Linked DNA regions of Homo sapiens: regions 2 and 3 are each linked to region 1. The links are chromatin contacts, found by Hi-C or POLR2A ChIA-PET in ENCODE. All regions are on one chromosome and are shown on one strand. Each heading gives the region's core, a stretch centred on a gene start or an enhancer-like site at or near the end of the contact. The rest is flanking DNA. Distances are from core to core; before and after follow the strand shown. Region 1 overlaps WIPI2 (WD repeat domain, phosphoinositide interacting 2). Region 2 overlaps AP5Z1 (adaptor related protein complex 5 subunit zeta 1). Region 3 overlaps RNF216 (ring finger protein 216).

The links. Hi-C counts contacts between places; a loop is a spot of excess contacts on that map. ChIA-PET counts read pairs that join two places held with the same protein, here RNA polymerase II (POLR2A). Pooled maps may share reads with other maps.
Region 2: a pooled map shows a loop between it and region 1 (3-fold over the local background). The contact joins two enhancer-like sites. A Hi-C loop is called at or near these places in 1 of 50 pooled maps. POLR2A ChIA-PET finds 5 or more read pairs at or near these places in 2 of 52 experiments (PC-9 and activated naive CD4-positive, alpha-beta T cell).
Region 3: a pooled map shows a loop between it and region 1 (5-fold over the local background). The contact joins two enhancer-like sites. A Hi-C loop is called at or near these places in 5 of 37 single-sample maps with no recorded cell type and 2 of 50 pooled maps. POLR2A ChIA-PET finds 5 or more read pairs at or near these places in 1 of 52 experiments (activated B cell).

The regions. Positions count from the first base shown.
Region 1 is chr7:5,217,805-5,220,725 of GRCh38, forward strand. WIPI2 (WD repeat domain, phosphoinositide interacting 2) reads left to right here. Exons shown (of 13, transcript NM_015610.4): 7 at 118-210. Among named protein-coding and RNA genes, the nearest start is that of WIPI2, 29 kb to the left of the region's middle. RefSeq lists enhancers at 497-1,696, 555-634, 645-1,354. Within about 2 kb of position 1,672, at least 9 of the 41 ENCODE cell types and tissues checked have a DNase peak (open chromatin) inside an H3K27ac peak, as active enhancers do.
Region 2 is chr7:4,791,334-4,794,091 of GRCh38, forward strand. It overlaps AP5Z1 (adaptor related protein complex 5 subunit zeta 1), which reads left to right. Exons shown (of 17, transcript NM_014855.3): 17 at 1-2,758. The coding sequence ends at 52. Among named protein-coding and RNA genes, the nearest start is that of MIR4656, 4.1 kb to the left of the region's middle. RefSeq lists a silencer at 901-1,020 and enhancers at 1,411-1,490, 1,595-2,269. Within about 2 kb of position 1,363, at least 10 of the 41 ENCODE cell types and tissues checked have a DNase peak (open chromatin) inside an H3K27ac peak, as active enhancers do.
Region 3 is chr7:5,698,836-5,701,749 of GRCh38, forward strand. All of the region lies in intron 13 of RNF216 (ring finger protein 216), which reads right to left. Among named protein-coding and RNA genes, the nearest start is that of MIR6874, 12 kb to the right of the region's middle. RefSeq lists an enhancer at 2,372-2,651. Within about 2 kb of position 1,281, at least 15 of the 41 ENCODE cell types and tissues checked have a DNase peak (open chromatin) inside an H3K27ac peak, as active enhancers do.

The sequences.
Region 1 (2,921 bases), core at 422-2,921:
TTTGGACCGTAATGGTGTTTTAGGAACAGCTAATTGGCACTTGCGGACCAAGTGTCAGCCCTGGGGCGTGGGCGGTCACTGTGCGGTGGCCACTCTTTATTGGTGTCCCTTTTTCAGAGAGCTGCAAACATGATTCCGGCTCACGACAGTCCTTTAGCGGCACTGGCCTTTGACGCAAGTGGAACTAAACTTGCCACGGCTTCGGAGAAGGTGAGTCTGCTTTTCCCCGGGGGAGCACTGGTGCCAAGGCGTCCACAGACTTTTTCAGTTCTGTTCACACAGCCACCTTAGAGGCAAGGTCCTATACTTACCAGCTCCGGGAGAAGCAAAGACAGCCACCCACTTGTCAGGCCACAGGCGTGTACTGCCCGAGAGTGAGCGGAGCTTGCAGTGTGCCACTGGGACGGGAGAGCTGGTCCACATTTGTAGTAGAAAATACAGAAATGTCCAGAGGAGACAGAAGTGCCGTGTGTAACCACACCGCTCACCCAGTGTGTTTCTAAATGATGAAACTACCACATAACAGTAAAGAACCCAGACAGTGATGAAATGTGAAAAAGCAAAGACAGAATTCTATCCAGCCAGTCTGAACACATTTCAGTGTATTTCATTTTCTCTTTAGTCAACAAAATTGGGATCCTACTATGGGTATAATTTATCCTTTTTCACTCTGCATGACATTTGTCTAAGTTCAAAAACACTTGTAATGGCCGCGCAGTATTTAGTTGTGATTCATGTCAACATCACCCTTTTGGGACTTTGTTTCTAATATGTTGCTGCCGTAGGTAGTAGTGTATTTAAGTCATGTATCAATGTTTTATATGTATTTCTAACTATGAATTCAAGAGATTCCAGTAAGAAGAATGTCTGGCTTTAAAGGAGATGGCCTCTAAATGTCCCCGTGTACCTGTGACCGCGTGGCGAGGCTCCCTGGCCCCCAGGAGACTGAAGGCTCCTTGTTCTCTTCCTCATTTGGACTGTGCCTCTCTTTTCGTTTCAGTTCCTCTTTTCTTGAAAGTTGCGTCTTCCATTCTTCTGTCTTGAGGTCGCGTCTGTTCTCCCGCCTCCGTTTTCTCCGCTCTTCATTGGCCACCGATGACCTTTACTTTGATTTGGATATGATTTTGCTTCTCATTGAAATCCTAAAATAGCCTCCCCTTTCAAGCCATCTCTCCCCTCAAACTATTGACCAGAGAAGATACAATAAAACGTCGGCTCACTTCCTTAGCTTTCCTGCCTGGGCCTTTGTTCTTCAGTCTCACACCCGAGTTCTGTAATAATGATGTCACCGCTTATGGGTCACTTCTGGGTCGTGAATTATCCTGGATCTTTTATCTTCATTACCTCATTTGTTTCCCCTCAGCAAGGTAAACAGTTCTCTGTTTCATAGCAAGGGCTCAGAAAGGTTAAGCGGTGTGCCCGGGGCCGCCCAACTGGGCAGCAACAGAGGGGTCAGACTCCAAGTCTGACTTTGATTCTAATTATGCTAGACTATCCCAATAGCACCTTGTCCTTTTCTTTTCCCTTTGAAATGGCCCTGAAATTCTGTTACCCTTTGACTAATCAAAGTCTCACTGTTAATGTTTCTTTAGTAGCTCTTATAAAGGCCCAAAAGTACTTGATGGAATTTTAAGGCCCATAAAAATAGATTTTTTTTTTTCTGGACTATAAAGAGGAACCTTGATTGCTTGTACATGGAATGCTCTCATCTGTGGAGTGAGAGCAGCAAGGCCTTCCCAGCCCCGCTCTGTCCCAGGTGCTGAGGCCCCCTGAGGCCTGTGACTTAATCCTGCTTTCAAGAATCTTGCGGTCATGTGGCAACAAAACAACTCTTAATTAATTAGTATTGCACGGTAGACGTGCGCCACAAAATTATGTCTCATCTGAAAGTTTAGGCTGCAGAGGACAAAACCTTTGCCGTGGTTATTTTTGTATATGGATGCAGAAAATAGTTCATTCTCTAATTCTCAATGTTACAAGCTCAGTTTGTGTCCCTCCATCCAGAGAGAACCAAGTGTTCTCAAGTACCAGTTTTTTTTTTTTTTGAGACAGGGTCATGCTTGCTCTGTCACCCAGGCTGGAGTGCAGTGGCACAATCTCTGCTCTATGCAACCTCCATCTCCCAGGCTTAAGTGATCTTCCTACTTCAGCCTCCCAAGTAGCTGGGACTACAGGCACCTGCCACCACGCCCGGCTAATTGTTGTACTTTTTGTAGAGATGGGGTTTCACCCTGTTGGCCAGGCTGGTTTCAAACTCCTGAGCTCAAGCGATCTACAAACCTCAGCCTCCCAAAGTGCTAGAATTACAGGAGTGAGCCACTGTGCCTGGCCTATATTCTGATTTCTAATAGCTGTATACTATCCCATTGTATGAGTTTACCATAATTTATGTAAACAGTTCCTTGGTGTTCTACACTTAGGTCATCTGCTGCTTTTTGCTTTTTTTTTTTTTTTGAAACGGAGTCTTGTTCTGTCCCCCAGGCTGGAGTGCAGTGTGGTATGATCTCAGCTCACCACAACCTCTGCCTCCCAGGTTCAAGCAGTTCTCCTGCCGCAGCCTCCTGAGTAGCTGAGATTACAAGCGCGCGCCACCACACCCAGCTAATTTTTGTATTTTGAGTAGATGGGGTTTAACCACGTTGGCCAGGCTGGTCGTGAACTCCTGACCTCGTGATCCACCCGCCTTGGCCTCCCAAAGTGCTGGGATTACAGGAGTGAGCCACCACGCCCAGCCACTTTTTACTATTTACAAACACAGAGATAGTGCAGTGGCATGATCATGGCTCACTGCAGCTTCCACTCCTGGGACAACAGGAACGAATCATCAGGCTTAGCTGATTTTTTTGTTTTTTGTAGAGGTGGGGTCTTGTTATGTTGCCCAGGCTGGTCTTGAACTCCTGGACTCTAGTGTTTCTCCTGTC
Region 2 (2,758 bases), core at 113-2,612, 430 kb before region 1:
GCGCACGGTCAGCCGGCTGGTGGAGAGGGAGGCCGGCCTCATGCCAGGGTGAAGGGACAGTGGCCAGGGACTTCGGTGCAGATTAAGAGCCTGGGCAGCCAGCTTGCTACTGAGGCCAGGCTGATAGGAGCTCAGGAGGGCGCGGGAGTCCTGGGAGAGGAGGCAAGGCCCACGGTGGGCTTGGCACCCTCACAGACACGCGGGGCTGGCCCCCCTGCTCACCCTCTGGGCTTTGTCTCCGAGCCTTTTGCTCCCAGGCAACACTGAGCTGAGCTGAGGGGTGCCATGGAGCGGCTCTGATTGGAGGCTTGAGGCCCTGTGGCTGGGTCGGGTGGAGGCTGCTGGGTCTGTTTCCTAGTCTTTTGTTTTTGGACAGTTGATGGGCAAGAAGAGCTGCAGTAAAAGTAAATCTCCTTTAATAAGCGTCTGTATGAAGAGTGCGCGATCAGTTCCGTTACCTGCCCTGCACCCTGGGGAGAGGACCAGGGATGGGAACCCCTGGCAGCTGCTGCCAGTCCTGGAGGCTCAGCCCGGCGTGCCACTGCTGCTACAGAAACCAGGTCATTTGTGCACAGCCCGGAAGGCAGCGGCGCGAGTTCCCGGGTGTGGTCACCGCTCTGGGTGGTGCGCTTGTCAATGCCCCTTTTGATGCCCTTGAATAGCCTGAAGATGAAGGGGACCGGGGGAGGGTTGCAAGCGCCATGGCCTATGCAGGCTGCGGCCTCTGGCCATTCGGAGGGAAGGCCCCAGGGAGCCACCTGAGTGGAGCTCAGAACACTGGATTCGCGCGAAGGGGAGGTGTCTGGGCGTGCGGCCCCAGCCCCGCCACCTTCCTGGGCCCTGTGGTCCCACCCTCCGGACTACCAAGGCACAGCTGTGTCGCACGTTCCGCCCGGTGCCTGGGACGGGCTCAGCCGCCAGGGGGCGCCGCCGCCCCGAGAGCCTCACGCCCCGCCCCCAGGCTCAAACTCTTCCCCCTCCCCACTCTGGCTCCGCCCCCGGTCTCCTCTTTTGCTCTGGCCCCGCCCACCTCCCCTCCGGCCTCGGCCCCGCCCCCAATCCCCCATAGCTCTGCGACTAAGAAACCACAGGCTGAAGGCGACTGCAGGGTCCTGCCCCTTGCCCAGCCTCAGGACTATGGAGGGGGCGAGTGACGCGCAAGGAACGGAGCAGGGGACACCGTGCGGGCTCAGGAGCTCCCCAGATGCCCGAGCCGAACCGCGGGGTCCTCACCGCCAGGTTCCAGCCCAGGAAGCGCTCGCCTGCCCCACAGCCTGGGCCTTGGGTCGCGTTCCGAGCTCCAGGACGGCTGGTGTCCCCCGCGGCCTGCGATGACAGCCCAGGGCCGCTGAGCCGGGGCCGCAGGAAAGGCTGGCGCTGGCAGGCGCTTCCGTCGGCAGCACTGTGTTTGTGTTTCCACGTGGAAACAGCAGCGCACGTGTACAACTGTGCATACCAAGGCGTGCGTGCCAGTGCGCGGGTCTCGGGATCACTTCCCAGTGCGGTGCACGACCCCGCCTGCAGCAGTGGGTGTGGGGGCGCTGCTGGGCTCATCCCGAAGCTCAGAGAGCGTGGGGCTGCCCCTAGGCTCGGAATGAGTCTCCCACTGAGTCCGCAGCTCCCCTCCTGCCCTGGGGCGGGGCTTCCCTGACCTGAAGGCGTCGGGGGTGTCCTGGCTCCCAGCTCCCAGGCACTCGTGGGGCCACCGCCCAGGCCAGCTGGTGCTAAGTCCGCAGCCTGTGCAGCAGCGCCCGGCTTAGGACTGGGAGTGTGACTTGAAGGGCCGTCCCGCTCATCCAAGGGACAAGGAGGAGCTCATGGCCACAGGGCCTCGGAGGGCATGACCCCAGCCCAGGGAGGAGCAACCTTCAGGTGGCCTCCAGGAGGCAGCTGGGAAAAGGGCAAAGCTCACCAGCTCTCAACTTTTTTTTTAAATAAACTGAAATTTTAGAATAGTTTTTCAGATTTACAGAAAAGATGATAAACCTTAGAAACATTATATGCTAAGTGAAAGTGAGAAGTGACAGCCTGCTGGCAGTCCTCACAGCCCTCGCTCGCTCTTGGCGCCTCCTCTGCCTGGGCTCCCACTTTGGCAGCACTTGAGGAGCCCTTCAGCCCGCCACTGCACTGTGGGAGCCCCTTTCAGGGCTGGCCAAGGCCGGAGCCGGCTCCCTCAGCTTGCGGGGAGGTGTGGAGGGAGAGGCGCGGTGGGAACCAGGGCTGCACGCGGTGCTTGCGGGCCAGCGCGAGTTCCGGGTGGGCGTGGGCTCTGTGGGCCCCGCACTCGGAGCCGCCGGCTAGCCCCGCCAGCCTGGGCAGTGAGGGGCTTAGCACCTGGACCAGCAGCTGCTGTGCTCGATTTCTCACTGGGCCTTAGCTGCCTTCCTGCGGGGCAGGGCTGGGGACCTGCAGCCCGCCATGCCTGAGCCTCCCCCCTCCCCTCCGTGGGTTCCTGCGCAGTCCGAGCCTCCCCAACGAGTGTTGCCACCTGCTCAGGGCACCCAGTCCCATCGACCACCCAAGGGCTGAGGAGTGCCTTTGGAGCAGGGCACGGGACTGGCAGGCAGCTCTACCTGCAGCCCCTGTGCAGGATCCACTGGGTGAAAGCCAGCTGGGCTCCTGAGTCTGGTGGGGACTTGGAGAACCTTTATGTCTAGCTAAGGGATTGTAAATAAACCAATTGGCACTCTGTATCTAGCTCAAGGTTTGTAAACACACCAATCAGCACCTTGTGTCTAGCTCAGGGTTTGTGAATGCA
Region 3 (2,914 bases), core at 31-2,530, 480 kb after region 1:
CTTCTCACAAAAAGCTGTTAACATTTTCCTGTTATGTTGCACATTTTCTCATCTCTTAAAAAACTGAACAAGCCACAAAACAGGACATTCGAATAAGGGTCTTTCCAGTCCCCAAGAGTGAACTGGAAAGCAGCAAAGCAAACCAAAACAATGAGAGCACAGATAAAGCTAACACTGAAGACAGCTAGAGTTTTTGACTTGTTTTTTTTAAAACTAACTTTTTATTGTAGAAAATTTTAAACATATACAAAAGCAGAGGATGTAATGAACCCTATGCACCCATTATCGTGTTTAATAATGATCGACTCATAACCAATCTGAGCTTATCTATACCCTACCTGTTCACTCATCCCTCCTCCTTCAGTATAATTTTGAAGCAAATCCCAGATTACAAATCTTTTCATTTATAAATATTTCAGTTTGTATCTGCAAAAGATAAAGACTCTTGAAACTAATGCAGCATATCAAAATTACACCTAAAAACACAAATAACAATGAGAAACCCTGGATTTGACTCCTGATGCTGTCACTTACTAGCTGTGTGACTTTGAGCAGATAAGGAGTAAAAAGCCCCTAAAACCCAGGAAGAGTTTTATTAGCAAATACCTAGACCTCAGCCTGTTTTAACTATGATGCCAAACTCCCTGCTCAAGCTATTCTTCCCATACTGGCCCTGATGATCTGACAGAATTGAACACTAGCTTTTTGTTGTGTTCTTCACCCACTACCTCAGCAGATTGGATTTCGTTTCTCATCACGGCTCTGCATTACCAAGGATATTCACAGTCCATCTTCCCAGGGGAATTGTACAGAAACAGAGCACGAACTGTTATTTAGTTTCAGAAGAGATGGCAGGGACTGCTGCCTTAGCCTGTTACACTGGACATGAAGGGCAGCAGGCTTTCTGGGGCTGGGTGGTTGATTCCACTTGCAGTGATGTACTGGCCACAGATACAGACGCACATTTTCTAACTGTGGTCTGTGGGAAGGCCATGTGGCCTCTGGGAACTGGAGATGTGACAGAGACCCTCTGTATTCTTTATCTTTGTCTCAAAGTCAGGGAAGACACTGAGGAATAAAAGGCCTTTTACGTTCTCAGCTACCACATTGCAACTGGAATCTGACCTTGAATTCAAGGATAAACACAAGAAATTCCACCCAACAGCAGCTTCAGCTTAGGCTTTGCTCTCATCTTGCTCGATGCCCTAAACACTCCTCTTTGCTACTGTTCCCCTTCTCCACATTCCCCGCCCTGACACAGACACCCACGGGGACAGGGGGTGTTTTCATGCTTGCGGTATTACCATAGCAACAATTTCTCTTCTACCTGGAAGGCTGGAAACCCTGCAGTGCTCTGTGCTGAGAATGCAAAGAGGGAACACTATCACTTTCCACCTCAGCACACACCACAAGCCGCACACGTGCACTCACACACAGCCCCTTCTCAAGGACATCACAATGAGATCATGACAACAAATCAGGATGCTGACACCTAACAACACAAAATCAGTGCAATGACAAAAAGGAGGTAAAACATTTCTTATAAAAAGGTATTTTGTAGGTATCAATTCTTGAGGGATTTTTATTGTGAAATTTCTAACATGCATCTCTCCCTTGATGAGGCCACAGACACAGAAAAATGTCATTAAATTATTTTAGTAAAATATACAAAGGAACTTAATAGGTGGTGTGTGGTTTCTAGAAAGAGGGCCACTCCAAGCTTCTGATCCCCACAGGCTGTGACAAGCCTGAGAAGCAATAGCTAACTAGTACACAAAACCACAAAAAGAGCCACTAAATTTTAATTAAGTACCCATAGAAACTCGTTAAAAATCCACAGAGAATCTTTTTCTGTGAGTACTACAGACAGTGTGTTTTAGTAGAGACCAAAAATAACAACAACAAAGAGACAAGTAGGTGTGTCCTTCCACAAGGACAGTCCAAGGTGAGCAGCCCTGGCATCCAAGCCTGCCCGCTGCCATGGGTGGGCAGGATGACCAGTGCCCTCCCAGTAGGACAAAAACTCATGCCCAATGCACCAAGAAGACAAACCCTGGATTTCCATCTCTCCACTGCAACTAATTTGGAGTTCTCTAGTATAGCGTATCGCCGTCTTTGTTTCTAGGCCCCTCCTGTACTCATTTCTTCTGAATGTCATCCCTGAGATTCTAAACCTTCTGAGTAGGAGTAAGAAATCAACATGAAACCTGAGAGAAGGAGCACAGCAGTGCTGTGGACAGAGAGTGCAGACCCTGAGAGTGGGAGCACACACACGACAGCCTCCCCCAGCACGTGGCTCTCCCCAGGTTGCACAGGGCCCTTCTCTGAACTTGAATAACGTGGACTAAAGGAGAGCTGTCATTTCTTATAGAATGTATCAGTTAGCAAAAAAATCAGGTTGAAAAATCTACCCCTTTACATGGCAGAACACTGGGGAGCTGGTAGAAATGAGTTGAGTGGTGAGTGATGAGTCATCTTCTGTTCCCTGATGGGATTTTCCACCTGCCCACTTTAGGGGAACTCCATGCTCTTGTGGCAGCAGGTTCACAAAACTGGAGGCAGTTCCCCCTTTCTAGGATCTCCGTTCATCTCCTGAGGCCGCACATCTGCACACACCATCCTCACTGGGCAGCTATTACTTCGTGACACAAAGTGCCAGGCACTGCACTTGACACTTTACCCACGCTGTTTCCATTGGTTTTGCACAAAAGCTCTACGAGGTAGGTGCAACCGTTCTTATTGTACACGGAAAGGAAATGTGGCTTAGGGAGATCAAGTATTCACCCTATGTCACAAAGCTAGTGAGTGGAGGAGCTAGAATTAAAGCATAAGTGGGTTTAATATCAAAATCCCTTGTCTTAACCACTGAGCTATACCGTTTCCCTCACTGTGATGCAGCAACAGCCACGCATTT